Linked DNA regions of Homo sapiens: region 1 is linked to region 2. Evidence: chromatin contacts called from ENCODE Hi-C or POLR2A ChIA-PET data. All regions are on one chromosome and are shown on one strand. Each heading gives the region's core, a stretch centred on a gene start or an enhancer-like site at or near the end of the contact. The rest is flanking DNA. Distances are from core to core; before and after follow the strand shown.

Region 1 (7,541 bases), core at 383-2,882, 3.2 Mb before region 2:
GTTTTCAGATAGATGTTCTCTTCCAAATCTTTTAAAACCATCACAATGACACTGTGTTCAGCCTTTCCACTCACCAAATCTGGGAAGCATTAACGATTATGCTTTATGGCTGGACTTCACAATACAGTATATAGAAACAAAGTAAAGGTCTCAGAGTGACTTTTCCTGTTCACATATTAAAAATCACGAATGGAACGCTGAAAGCAGTAGTCTAATATACGAAAATTATTTAAAACTCAGGAATTTAATACAATAAATGAAAATTCTTTGAGGATACAGTTATCTCTTTGTTCTATCTTTAATCATGTTTTTCAATTGGGGATAAATTAAAAGGGCTACTGAATTATCCAACAAGATGTTTCTTGCTACATTATATACACTATGCAGTAATACACTGAGCAGTTTCATTCCAAGTTATCTTTAACTCTATTTCTAAAATTTACAGGTGAAGAGAACCTCATTTACAGACCAACTCTCTCCTTATGATTCCAAGCACAGATGATTATATTACTGTGCAAGACACGGAGCCACTAAACTCATTCAAAAATAAAACCATCACGGACCAGATGTAAATCAAGCCCTCCTGACACTAAATTCTCTATGGTAAGAGATCAAGGGTCTGGCTTATAATCATAACCTAAACCTTGACACCGTTTCAGCGCAATACATTACTATTCCGAGTAACTGATAGTTTCTTTCCACTACAGGTGTTCTTCAGTAAACTAGTACACAGTACCTCATCTACAACTCAGAATCGGCATTTAAATTACAGGAGCATTCAAACAGATGTGGGTAAAAAGGGGATGCCAATCTCAAGAGCAGCTCTAGAATTGAGTCACTCATTCTATCAGATTCCCAAAGATGTCTTGAACTCTGTAGATATTTGTAAATTGGCACTTTTAATTTTTTTTATCCGTTTGTTTAACGTATCTGTCACTCTAAGCTGTGAGCTTCAGTATAGAAGAGGGTGTAACATTCACATTTGTATCTCCTAGGACTAGCAGTGTCTGGTATATAGCAGGCTTCGAGTGCCTGTGTGGAATTAACCACAGAAGTCCATGCTGCAAACAAAGGAAAACGGAGAGGAGGCATTTTAGTTGAGACGTTAAGGAATCAATTACCCTTTAGAAACAGACCTTGTGCCTGGCCAGGACAGAATACAATAACTGAAGGGGCCTCACGAAGCCGGAGTCAGGCATTACAGCCCTATCTTCCTTAACTCTCCATTGGGTCTACGCAGTGTGGCCGCTCGCCCTGCAGAGACAGGCCTTCAGGCCCCCGATCCCTGCGTCCAGACGGGGGTGCAAACACCACAGAGCTCAATCCAGCTTCAGCCGTTCTCCCTTCCCAGCTCCAGCCCAGCTTCGGCCCCAGACTAAACCCGGGCCGCGTCTGCTCGCTCCAGGCACGTACCATGACAGGGCAATTCAGGTGGCCCACAGGCGAACCTGGTTCACTCACCTACTTGGTAGAGCCGACCCTCGGGTGAAAAAATGGTAATGTGGCGGTCAAAACCGGCGCTGGAACCACGGGACATGTTGGTAGAAGCACTACTTTAAACACAATCCCTGGGCCCCGTAGCTCCCGCACCAGGCACACAAGCACCTCCCGGAAGTTGCAGCGACTGCTTCCGGGGTACCAGCCGCGTTTCTTCCGCTCTTGCATGCCGAACTCACGGCTCTGGAGCCAGTTCGAGCACTGAGCTCTGAGGCCCCGCCCCCTAAGGGGGTGGTGGAGTGAGGGCGGGAGGCCTTTGAAGGTATGCGCCTGCGCCAAGCAGGCCTCTTGAGTGGATAGACGTGAAACTTGGGTCGTGGCGCTTTCAGGCTTTCATCTGGAGAATGAATTGACTATAGCAAGGACGAAAAGGCTTCCTGGGGGCCCAGAATAGCGATTTGCCTATCAGTGTGACCTAAATAGAACGTGTAATTAACAAGTCTCTTACATGCATCCTGTGTCTGGTCAGACTGCTGGCTTGCCTTCTTCCTAACCTCTTTTATCCTCCACTTTCATTCCTATTACGGGGGAAACAGGTTGCAGCTGCAGCTGCAGCCGTTAAATTTAGGCACTGAAGGAAGCGGGTTCAAGCAGCCGCTGGAAAGAACATTATTTTCTGACAGCCAGGCAAGATCTTCTTTTGGCCAGCAGCCCCGACAATTTTTAGTCTTTTTTTTTTTTTTTTTTTTTTTTGAGACAGAGTTTCGCCCTTGTTGCCCAGGCTGGAGTGCAATGGCGCGATCTCGGCTGACTGCAACCTCCCCCTCCTGAGTTCAAGCGATTCTCCTGCCTCATCCTCCCGAGTAGCTGGGATTATAGGCGTGTGCCACCAGGACCGGCTAATTTTGTATTTTTAGTAGAGGCGGGGTTTCGCCATGTTGGTCAGGCAGCTCTCGAACTCCTGAGCCCAAGTGATCCACCTTCCTCGGCCTCCCAGAGTGCTGGGATTACAGGCTTGAGCCACAGTGCCCAGGCAATTTTTAGTCTTGAAAGCGGAGGCCGGGCGCGGTGGCTCACGCCTGTAATCCCAGCACTTTGGGAGACCAAGGCGGGCGGATCACGAGGTCAGGAGATTGAGACCATCCTGGCTAACACGGTGAAACCCCGTCTCTACTAAAAAATACAAAAAAAATTAGCCAGGCGTGGTGGCGGGCGCCTGTAGTCCCATATACTTGGGAGGCTGAGGCAGGAGAACGGCGTGAACCGGAGAGGCGGAGCTTGCAGTGAGCCGAGATCATGCCACTGCACTCCAGCCTGGGCGACAGAGCGAGACTCCGTCTCAAAAAAAAAAAAAAAGAAAGAAAGCCTAACTCCAGCCTGGCCAACATAGGAAGGCCCCGTCTCTACAAAAAATAAAATTAGCTGTGCGTGGTGGCGCGCGCCAGTAGTCCCAGCTACTCGGGGGGCTAAGGTGGGAGGATGGCTTGAGCCCAGGAGATCCAGGTTGCAGTGAGCTATGATCACGCCACTGCACTCCAGCCTGGGCGACAGAGGAAGATCTATCTAAATAAAAAAAAAAAAATGTGGAACTGAGGTTGAAATACGAGTAATGGGGAATGAGGTTAAGCACCCTTGATTAATAATGAACTAGAGCTGAGGGGATGGGGCTTAGAGCAGCTAGTGTTGCATGGATTAATGAGAGTAATTCCAAGCTGGCGAGGTAGCTCCGGGAGAAGAGCAGGTGGCTTTTCAAATCGCAAATTTGTGCCTATTTTGACTTTCCCCAAGGCACACTCCCATTTAATGAATACAAAATGCAAAACATAATGTTAGGATAGTTGTTTTTCTCCCCAGATAAAGATGGTTTGTGTACAAGGAAGGCAAGATACACTAATGTTTGTGGCACTGTAATGCCTGCTGTAATACTGAAGTAGGGATTCTTACTCCTTTAATGTATTTCCTAAACTAACTTTCTATTTTAAAGAAAAAATGTTCTAAGACCTTCATAAGGGAATTCCAATTTCTCAAGTGTTTTTAAAAATTAATTTCTATTTTATTAATCTAAAAAATCCCAAACTGAAACATGGTTAAGAAAACGGTAAATGCATACAGCATCTCTGGCACAAAGGGTACTTTCCAGCACTGGCTAGTTCCCAAGTGGACTGATAAAAGTTTTCCCTTGCTTCTGGTTCAGGTCCCTACTCTCAGGACCAACTCCTCTTGACCTTTTGAAGACTTTTGTCTTCTCAGACTCTGAAAGAGCCTGGTATACTGTAATTCCTACTGTTTGCCTGCATAGTCAGAGTTCTCGGTAAGGCTGCTAGGAGGATGAACTTAGTCTCACAGCCTCAACAGCTGGCTCTATACTGATGTCTCCTGAATTTAGGTCTCTAGCTGGACCCTTCTCTGGAACTGGATCTTCTCTAATTGCCAATGGGATATTTTTCACATTGAGACATATGGCACCTCAAAACCCCACGTTTGAAAGAGAACTCCTTATCTCATCTATTCCCTCTCAAGCGAATTCCTGCCCCTTGTACCACATTTTCCAAGTCTTCAGAGCCAAAACTTTGTAGCAGTCTTAATTTCTTAATACTTCTCCCCCTCTGCCTTCATTTGTTCCTGCTCTGCTATTCTGCCTTTTTTTTTTTTTTTTTTTTTGAAATGCGGTATTGCTCTGTCACCCAGACTGGAGTGCAGTGGCATGATCACTGCAGCCTTGAACTCCTGCGCTCAAGTGATCCTCTGGCCTCAGCCTCCCAAGGAGCTGGGACTGCAGCTGCACACCAACAGTCCTGGCTAGTTTAAAAAAAATTTTTTTTAGAGACTAGGTTTCACTGTATTGCCCAGGCCAGCCTCAAACTCCTGGCCTCAAGGGATCCTTTGGCCTTAGCCTCCTGAGTATCTTTTTTCTTTCTGTTATATAATTCATAAATTTAGGCTGGGCGTGGTGCAACACCTGTAATCCCAGCACTTTGGGAGGCTGAGGTGGGTGGATCATTTGAGGTCAGGAGTTAAAGACCACCCTGGCGAACATGGTGAAACCTCATCTCTATTAAAATACAACAACAACAAAAAAAGCCATGCAGTAATGGTGTGCACCTGTAATCCCAGCTACTCGGGAGAGGTTGAGGCAGGAGAATCGCTTGAGCCTGGGAGGTGGGGGTTGCAGTGAGCTGAGATCATGCCACTGCACTCCAGTCTGGGCAACAGAGTGAGACCTTGTCTCAAAAAAAAAAAAATCATAAATTTGTTCACTGTTTATTGTCCCTCATGCCCACCCACAATTTAACCTCTGTGATGGCAAGGATTTTTGTTTTGTTCACTGATACAGCTCAGACAACTTGAACAATAACCAGCATATATTAAGTGCTCAATAAATATTAGTTGAATGAATGAATCCCTAATGGTGTGGGAGTTAGTTCATCCTTTTTTATTTAAACCTGAATTTAAATTCATTTGTGACAGTTACTAGTTGGTATCAAACTCCTAGGCTCAAGCCAGGAGTGTCCAATCTTTTGGCTTCCCTGGCCACATTGGAAGAAGAATTGTCTTGAGCCACACATAAACTACACTAACACTAATGATAAGTGATGGGCTAAAAAAAAAATTGCAAAAAAATCTCATAATGTTTTAAGAATGTTTACAAATTTGTGTTGGGCCACACTGAAAGCCATCCTGGGCCACATGCAGCCTGCAGGTCATGGGTTGGACAAGCTTGGCTTAAGCAGTCCTCCTGCCTTGCCCTCCCAAAGTGCTGAGATTACAGGTGTGAGCCAGCATGCCTGGCCTGTGATGGGATATTTCAAATCACACATATTACGCACCCTGCAGTCTATGAGAATTATTTCACACATTCAAACAAATCTTCATCCCCTCTTGTGGTATGGTATTTAAGCTGGGCATAGGATTTTGGATGGTGTATATATTTTAATACTCTAAAGGATACTTCCTGGAAGGAATCAACCTCATTTTCAACACAAACATAAATTGAAAGCTAGGATTAAAAATCAGGCTCCTTGAGGGTGGTGGCCACATCTGTTTTTGTTGTTGTTGTTGTTGTTTTTGGCTTATTTTTTGAGATGGAGCCTCGCTCTGTCGCCTAGGCTGGAGTGCAGTGGCACGATCTCGGCTCATTGCAACTTCCGTCTCCTGGGTTCAAGTGATTCTTGTGCCTCAGCCTCCCAAGGAGCTGGAATTACAGGTGTGCACTACCACGCCTGGCTAATTTTTGCATTTTTAGTAGAGACAGGGTTTTGCCATGTTGGCCAGTTTGGTCTCAAACTCCTGGCCTCAAGTGATCCGCCTACCTCGGCCTCCCAAAATGCTGGGATTACAGGCGTGAGCCACCATGCCCAACTAGCCACATCTGTTTTGTTCACCAGTGTATCCTCAATACCAAACAGTGCCTAGCCTGAGGTAAGCACTCCAATCATTTGTTGAATATGCATTCTCACTGTTTAGGTTTTCTATTATGTTAATTGTTTTTCTTTATTCAAAAAGATTTGTCAGTAAATGAGAGATCCAAATTTCAAAACCCTAAAAGGTCAGAGATTTTATATTAGAATTTGAGATTTTTCCACATAGCTAAATGAATTCCTCTGGGAAATCTTTCAGAAAGACAAAACGTTTGCCAATTCCATTCAAAGGGAAATCCCCTGGAAGCCGACTTCGTGAATATGTGCCAACGGGCTCCGGGCAGCAGCTAAACTACTCACTCAGGTGGACTTTCCCCTGGGTCAGGGAGCTTTCAGAAATGTCTGGGTACCAATACTGCAGCTCTAACACAAGCCTGGGTGGCAGACTTGCTGTGTCTGTGTGGAAAGTTTGATCTTCCTCTCTGTGGGGCCATCAAGTTAGACTTTTTGAAATGACTTTCTGGTTTTTTGAAAAAATTTAGAGATGACTTGACATCTCGTGAGTCTTGGAAAATCTCCTGGGGGCCTCCGTTTGGCAAGGCCCACATTCTCCCCTGGGGGTGGAGGTAGGTGGAAGGTAAGGGTTACCCACAAGGCAAAGGTAGAAAGTGGCAGTGTAGATTCCCAGAGACTGCAGACATGCTGAATCACATGGTGTTTAAAGGCAAGATAAGAATGTAGCCCTTAGCTTAAGGTGCTCTGCCGGCAGTTTCAGTGAGCCAGGGAATAAAAAAAAAGAAGCCTATTTGTGTTTCCATATGATATTAGCAGGGGTTGAAACACAGTGCCCTGTGAGTTGGCCACTTGCAATACAGCATCTTAGAGGAGTATCCTGATGTTAAGGGGCCCCAAAGGACAGCTGTAATAAGGACAGAGCTAGGGATGTAGCAGTTCTGGGTAAAGAAAGGGACGTAGGACTCTGCCCAGCTCTCTGGCCAGATTTTCACTAATTCAGAGCTTCCTCCCTGAGGACAAGAACCTGGCTCTGTATCTTTCCCTTTTTTGTCTTTCTCAGATCCTTCAGTTCTTCTTGCACCCCAGTAGCTATGGTTGGCTACCTAGGACTTCAGTCATTCTGGATGAGTGTTGGAGGAGGAGAAAAGGGTACTTTCTCTACTCTAGTTCTATAATTTATGGGTAAAGGAAACGGACAAATGGAGCACCAAATGTGGTTTGGGGTGTGACTTCTGTGACTTACATGAGGCAACTTACATGAGGTTATGCTTCTCATAAGCCCTTCAAACCCCAGATTCCAATAAAGCAACCCTCCTCTGCCCCCTTGTCTGTAACATCTAGTGTGGTTCTTCTACCCTCTGGAACCAATGGTGGATGCAATACAGTGTTTAGCAACATAGAAGTCACACAACTATCATTTCCCTTCTGTGCCATCCCCTTACTAACCAGTCAGTGTGGTTCTGGGCCTGGATTATCTCAGCCATTCCCCAGAATAAATGCTGTCCTTTGGTTTGAGAGGGAATAAACTTGTATCACTTCAACCCAAAGGACATTTAAATACAACTATACATGAACCCCTCTATAGAGCCAAAACCTTTAGCTTTTCAGTTCACCCTTGTTTTTTAGCTATAATAACTTCAGTATTATCCTCTTACGGCTTTTGATATTTCTTGTTTTTCCAAGCTCTGTCTTAAATGAAAACCCGATGCTCAGCTTCTTGTTTCTGGAAGC
Region 2 (7,279 bases), core at 55-2,554:
AAGCAGATGGAAAATTGGTGAAGAGAACCCAGGGAGGAGTCGAGGAGATGAGGGAAAGTGAAAGGGCCGATCCCCCCTACAAGGCGTTTAAGTTTGCAACCGAGACTGTGTTTCCGCGAATCTGCACCCGCCCCGTGTACCCTTTCCAGGTGGAACTCGTTAACAGCAGCAACCCGGCCAACGGACACCGCCACCTCCCCTCTCGACGGACCACCCGAGACTCGAGCAAGTGAGGCGGCGGGCGAGAGCGGACGCCTGGCGGGGCCGGCGATCCCCGGCCAGCATCAGGCCTCCGCCGACCCTGGCCCCGTCACCTGTGGAGAAAGCACCCCCTCCCCCGGCCTCTCTGCCCTTCACGCCGAACGTATCCCTAACGCTGCAGCTGCTGCCCGCCCGGCCTGCGAAAACCGAGCGCAGCGCCAGGCTCCCCTCGGCGGCCGCGGGGCCCCAGCCCCTTCAACTGGTTACAACCGGCAGCGGCGACCGAGCGGGGCAGCTAGCCGCAGGAGGGTCCCCGTCCGGGAGGGGGCAGGCAGGCTTGGAGGAGCGGGGTCCGCAAGGTCCTACCTAACAACGTCGGTCTCCTCCGTCTCCTCCTCAACGGCAGCGGCCCCGGCGGTGGCGGCGGCAGCGACATTCCTGGGGACCGCTCCCGCCGCCGCCGCCTCCTCCTCCACTCTCCGCTCGCCTCTCTTCCTCGGCGCGCTCACCGAGCGGCGCGTCCCTTCAGCCACCTCCCCCCGCCCTCCCCGACACACACGCCCCGAAACCCTGAGCCCCACGGCTCCCGCAGCCAGCTCACCCACCCTCCCTCCCTCCCTCCCCGCCACCAGCGGCGGCCCGTCCCTCCCCCCTTCCCCAGCGCCCGCCGCCGCGCCGGGCTCAGTAATGGCGGCCACTCGGGCTCCCTCGCGCTGACGGATTTCTCTCCCTCTCTCCCGAACTTTACCTCAGCATCTCTCCCGGCGCGCGCAGCCACACACCCGACCGGGGGCGGAGCGGCGGCGCGGCGGCGCAGCCTGGACGGGACGCGCGCGCGCGCGCGAACCCGCGCTGCCCTCCCCACAATCCCCCGTCCCCGCCCCTTCACCTCGCGACGCCTCCCGCGCCGCGCACCCGGCACGGCCCCGCCCCTGCCCTCGTCTCCCGGGAGCCTGGGAAGGCGCGAGCTATCCAGTCGGAGGGAGGGGGACGAGCGCGCGGGGCCGCGTCCTCGCTCGCGTCCCCGCTCCCTCCTCCCCTCTGCTTCTCCCTCCCCTCCACTCCCCCATTGGCTTCTACCCCTCCCCCTTCTTCCTCCGCCTCTCCCACCATTGGTTCCCTCCCCTACTCCATTCCTTCTCACCTTTTCCCTTTTACCCATTGGCGTGAGTATTTTTCCTCAGCTTCCCTCTTTCTCCGTATTCTGCTCCTCCTCAGTCCCATCCTCCACGCTTTGGAAGCTACTGCCTTACTGCCCGGAGCGCCGTCGTCCCCGAACCTCCCCTGCTTCTCCCTTTCCTTCTGTTCCGGTTTCTGGTCGTAACTCAAGAGCAAACCACCGTACTGCAAAGGAACCAGATATTGTGCTCGCGGTTCCAAACCGGGCATGGGCACCGAATGCTTCTCGATAAATCCCCTTATGGTCTCTGAGCATTAAAGAAAGCAAGGGAGGAAAACATGCGCCCAAGCTCGTTCGCAGGAACATGTTCGCGTGTCTGCGCCTGTGTGCGCAGCCAGTTTTCTGGCTGAGGATCGCTCGCCAACTACAGACATCACCCGCCCAGGACCCGGTGCCACACTCACCCAGAAGACGAAACTCCACAGGAGCGAGAAGAGGAGTCCATTTCTCCGTCGGCTCGGCACGGCACGGGGATGCAGGCCCCTGATTCAGTACGTTCTGTGAAAGTGGAGCGAGAAGCCAAGACGTGGATCGAGAAGCCCCGTGGGGCGGGTCTCAGGGTGGCCCAAAAGACCCCTGTTCACGCCACTACCAGCCTAACTTTAGGAACTGTCGTCCACCTGGCTTTTATTATACTGCCTTAAACATATTCACTTTTTTGAGACTCTAGAAATTTCACAAGTTTTGGGGTAGAGCACACTGGGCTTTGGGTGTGTTTCTCATGAGGGCACTGACGCTGAATGGTGCAGTGAGAAAGGACGGTAGAAACCACTGCCTTTGCTTTTACCATTGAAGAAACTGAGGTCCTGTGACTTTCCCGAGGTCATCGGAATCTGCCTTGCACAGGAGACTTAAAATAGTTGCCAGCAGATAAAAGAATGAGCAAAACCACATCTACTCCAATTTGTTAAGTCTGAAAGAAAGTAATTGAGGGGGGATTCCTCTTTGGGGAAATATTTATTTCCTGCATTGAAAATAGTTTAATGTTAGTAAACATATAAAAAGTATTTTAAATTCAAGTTATTCTTTATTTCTTATGTTACATAAGGTACTGAAGTTAGCCAAGGTTGCTTTTGTGTTATAATGATGCAGCTGCTGCCAACCAGAAGTACATTTACGGTCTGTCAGTAAAGAAAACAAAAACTGCCTGTTGGTAAAAATCTATTAGAAAATATTTGTCAGTAAATTTGTCACAATATTCCAGCAGAAGTTCTGTTCGTTTTTCCGTCTTCCTGCCCTTCATATTTCTCAAAGGTAGACTTAATAAAGGTAGAAGAGACATTTCTAATTTTTCTATATATCTCTTGCTCCCTAATTTCTAAAAGGCATAACTAAAATGCTTTATTCGAGCCACTCCCTTGCATCTGAACCCTACCTACCAAGTAGGTTAAGAGTAGGTTAGGTAAGGTCTGTAGCTACTTCTTTCTTTCAGTTACAAATTGTAGGTGGGAAAGAAGGATGCGGAAGGAAACTTGCAAGGAAAGCAAACAGAAAGAAAAAGAAGTAAAAAAGGAGAGAAGGGAATTTGGTGGGTGGTCCAACCATCAAAATGTGGTACTAATGCCATAGGTATCTACACCACTTATGTAAGTTGGAATGTTGATGCATTCCAACGCATGTTTTTATCTTTGTACTGAAAGCCCTTAAGAATACCCGAAGTAAACATATAAAAAGTATTTTAAGTTCAAGTTATTCTTTATTTCTTATGTTACGTAAGGTACTGAAGTTAGCCAAGGTTGCTTTTTAGTGTTATAATGATGCAGTTCAAAGTCATAACCTGAATAAGATGTTAAGTACTATAGAGTGTACACCCTAAAGATACCTTAAAAATTATGTCCTAAATAATCAGAAATTTTAATAATCATGGACATGTATCAACATAAACCAAAGCCAAATAAATCAGGGCTTCTAAAGAAAACGTTAAAAAGGTGTAATGTTCAGTTATAGGACATGATACTGGAGGCAGGGAAGACTTGAAATCTCATTTATTTTCTTATAATGAAGACACCAGAAGACGTTAAAAAAAAAAAAAAGATCACGATTTCCAAACAATGATTTTCATAGTCGACATTATTTTCAGTTCTTTATCTTGATTTAGGGAGCCTGGAAATTTAGGACTTCGTTTCTTATTAATACTAATAGTCTAAAGGTGTTTACCAGTACAAATAAGTTATTGTATGTAATTTGCTCTTCTCAAAAAATAGAGTTTTCTGTATCAATAAAAATCTGAAATGGGGGCCACAATTCTGTGGCTAATAATGCCTATATATCCATAAATAAAAGGCATCAAAGAGCAGGAGGAAAAATATGTAAGATGGCATCTTTAAAAATTGATCAGGAGCCAAGACTTCAGAGAAAAAGCTTTAAAACACCCACCCTCCCTACTCAAAAGGATAATTTTTAAGAAAATAGGTAACTTATTTACACACACACACATGCGCGCGCACAAATATCGGACAGAAATGGAAATGGAATAAATATTAACAAGCCCTCTCAAATCAACTACTCTTCTTATCTAGAATAAAAAAGTTAAGCCTCTCTTCTGCTGTACTGGATAATTAAAATAACTGGACTCTTTGTTCCTCGTTTACTTTGAAAAAATTAGAATAAGATTTGTCAGGCATTTTCGGTTTTTAATTTAAATTTTCTTCATAAATCTCTAGTTCTTCATCACATCCTAATAAAGTATTAATATGCATGGTCTTTTTGAGATCAAAAGACATGACAGTCATAAAAAAAGTTATCATAATTCCAGCTTCTACCATTAGTGGTAATACTGCAATATTCAAATGTTTCATATGTTGTGGCTTCAAAAGAACTTACCCTATAGAGGCAGCTACACCCCCTGCTGGAAATCTTTGATCATAACAACTTTGGCTTCTGTAGTCTCAATCAGGAACATATGAAAAGCCAAATAAAGGGCCTTACCACTCATGACAGAATTGACCAATACTTTAGCCTGTCTGATACAAGACAGGCTTTTGGAGAACAACCTATGTCAGAATATCACCTTGATTACAGACAAAATACACAAAGAGGATGGAGAATAATGATGTAAATAGCTAAATAGCCAAAACACTTGTAAGATATTTGCTTAATTTCCAACTGTATTTCCACTCTTTACCTTATCCCCATCTCCTGCCTAGACTTCTCTTTTTCTCTCTATCTCATACAATTAGGCCTACTTGAGGGGAGGAAGAAGGCAGGATAAGATGGGATATTAATCCTTCAGCTAGGCAAATAATGGTGTATCAATCCACAGTAGCCATTTGCTGCATTAAGGTGCTTAAGGGCTTTCCCCAAATTTGTTTTATGGGTACCAATGATATTTTCAACATGAAGAAAAGGTGCTAATTATGTCTTGGCTGTTACTGTAGAAAATATTTTGACAAGAGTTAAGGTAATTGTGAGCATGGGACTGGAACAGGAGGAAAGTAGTGCATTGACCTTCTTGGCATTTTGTTCCACACAGCCTTGTTCTGTTGATATTCCAGAACTGTATTTTCAGACTGAAATCCCAAAGATGGTATCAGAGTCTAGCTTTAAAATGTCATGCTCATGAAACTCTAGTCCTAGGACATAACTGAAATACTGAAAGCAGCACACTATTTTTAAATAATTCGTATTTTGTAAAGATTATTTGTAATGCAGACTCCTTTTAAAGGAAAAACAATTCATTCAGATCCCACCAGCACAAATACTTTAATTAGACAAAATCTTCAAGTTATTTCCTCTCACAAAAGGAGGTATTGTTGGGCCATCTGGACTCTCTATTGAGTTTTTATGAAAGATCACAGCTTGAATTTAATCAACCCCAATAAAGTTAACCCCATAAAGCTAAAAAATAATTGCAAGAATTGCTAACTGAAGGATTTGAATTCTCTGTTTGAGATTGTTACCACTGTCATTTGTAAATCATTACAATGGGAAACAGGAACTTGTATTGCTTGACTATTTAACCTCATGAACATAATTTTTGTGAATTTCCCACTCTATTTAGACCAAATTTAGATTGTGAGTCTCTCTACATAGGAATAACAAAATGAATGTTTGGCTCTATATAATAACTAGAAGATCATTAGTAGAAAGTTCAATAAATGTTTGATAATAATAACATGAAACACTCTAGGTTTTATGGATTTCTGTGGATTTGTGGCTAACAGAAGGCTTTAGATTATATTTCGAAGTGCCAGCTGAGATAATCACTTTGGAAAATACAAATCATTTAAAGAAATCGCTGAATTCACCTGTGAAAGTTGAGTTAGATGTCCTTCCTCAAGTACAATCGACATATTTCCACATAACATCTCTCTAGTAGGTAAATGTGAGTTACTAACAACAAATAACTATAGGTCTGAAACATCTGGAAACATTCTAAAGAACTGGTGCAGTATAGTTTCTGAAACCAACGATAAAGTGGCTAATCACTTCTCAATTAAGTCTCTGTCGGTTTTCCCTATTATTTTAAACTAAAATAGATGGTAAATACTTATTTTGCCAATTCACATGTTGCATTTTCTTCAAAAAGGCAAAAATACAACTATTTTTCTAGTTCAATAAATATATACATACTTCTAAATACAGAAGGCCCCTGACTTACGATGGTCCAACTTAAGGTTTTTTGTCTTTACGATGGTACGAAAGCAATAGTGACAGCATTCGGTACAAACTGTACTTTAAGCACCCATACGACCATTTTTTTTTCACTTTCAGAACAGTATTCCATACATTACATGAAATATTCAACATTTTATTATAAACTAGGCTTTGTGTTAGATGATTTTGCCTGACTGTAGGCTAATGTAAGTGTTCTGAGCATGTTTAAGTTAGGCTAGGCTAAGCTATGATGTTTGGTAGGTTAGGTGTATTAAATGCATTTTTGACTTTACAGTATTTACAATTTATGATGTGTTTATTGGGAAGTAACCCCATCATAAGTTGAGGTGCATCTGTACTTCTGTATGTCTCAAATTACAATGTGATTCTTTTGATGAACACATAGCTTCTTTCATATACATCTGTTATACAGTGAGGAATAAGAATACTCACCTTCTTTCTCCAACTAGGCTTCTTACTCCTCTTCGGCACAGCCCAGGACAGGCCTATATCACATACATCATTTGTTTCTGGTTCTAATTCTTATAGGAATAGACATTAAATAACTTTTTTATGCTATGCCACAAAATATTTATATTAGTTATTCTGAGATTTTACAAACATGACAATAATGTAAAACTGATGTAGCAAAAGCATATAAAGAGCTATATGTATCCTATAAATTAAATTCTTATAGAATTAAATTTAAAAGGAAGCAATTATTTAAAATGATATTTTAGAAGCATGTATTTATTGAGGTAGAAAAATAGTCATAATACTTTATGTGGGAAAAAATGGTACAAAGCAATAAAAGCTGTATGTTGCTGTTGTTGTTGTTGCTGTTTGAGATGGAGTCTCACTCTGTTGCCCAGGCTGGAGTGCAGTGACTCAATCTTGATCTCAGCTCACTGCAAGCTCCGCCTCCCAATGGGTTCACGCCATTCTCCTGCCTTAGCCTCCCAAGTAGCTGGGACTACAGGCGCCCGCCACCACACCCGGCTAATTTTGTATTTTTAGTAGAGACAGGGTTTCACCATTTTAGCCAGGATGGTCTTGATCTCCTGGCCTCGTGATCCGCCTGCCTCGGCCTCCCAATGTGCTGGGATTACAGGCGTGAGCCACCGTGCCCGGCCTTAAAAGCTGTATGATTCTTATAAAAAGAAAATGTCTGAAAATAAGATGACAATATTATTGACCAACATGTTATTAGAGATTTTAACTAGATGGTGAGATTATAGCTAATGTTTATTTTTTTCTGTCTGTGTTTTCTAATTTTCTACAATGAACATAGTATTTCTTGTA

What was found. Hi-C counts contacts between places; a loop is a spot of excess contacts on that map. ChIA-PET counts read pairs that join two places held with the same protein, here RNA polymerase II (POLR2A). Pooled maps may share reads with other maps.
Region 1: a loop to region 2 is called in a map of naive thymus-derived CD4-positive, alpha-beta T cell, with 6 times the contacts of the local background. The contact joins the promoter of PSMA6 here to the promoter of ARHGAP5-AS1 in region 2. A Hi-C loop is called at or near these places in 1 of 168 maps with a recorded cell type or tissue (naive thymus-derived CD4-positive, alpha-beta T cell) and 7 of 50 pooled maps. POLR2A ChIA-PET finds 5 or more read pairs at or near these places in 1 of 52 experiments (activated CD4-positive, alpha-beta T cell).

What each region holds. Positions count from the first base shown.
Region 1 is chr14:35,286,473-35,294,013 of GRCh38, reverse strand. PSMA6 (proteasome 20S subunit alpha 6) reads right to left here and starts at 1,632. Exons shown (of 7, transcript NM_002791.3): 1 at 1,462-1,632. The coding sequence starts at 1,537. The region is part of intron 9 of PRORP-PSMA6 (PRORP-PSMA6 readthrough); the gene reads right to left. RefSeq lists enhancers at 1,169-1,228, 1,309-1,428, 1,549-1,628, 1,345-1,931, 6,322-6,381 and 1 more.
Region 2 is chr14:32,070,724-32,078,002 of GRCh38, reverse strand. It overlaps ARHGAP5-AS1 (ARHGAP5 antisense RNA 1 (head to head)), which reads left to right and starts at 1,304. Exons shown (of 1, transcript NR_027263.1): 1 at 1,304-2,584. It overlaps ARHGAP5 (Rho GTPase activating protein 5), which reads right to left and starts at 699. Exons shown (of 7, transcript NM_001030055.2): 1 at 568-699. RefSeq lists silencers at 346-640, 439-658, 1,019-1,278.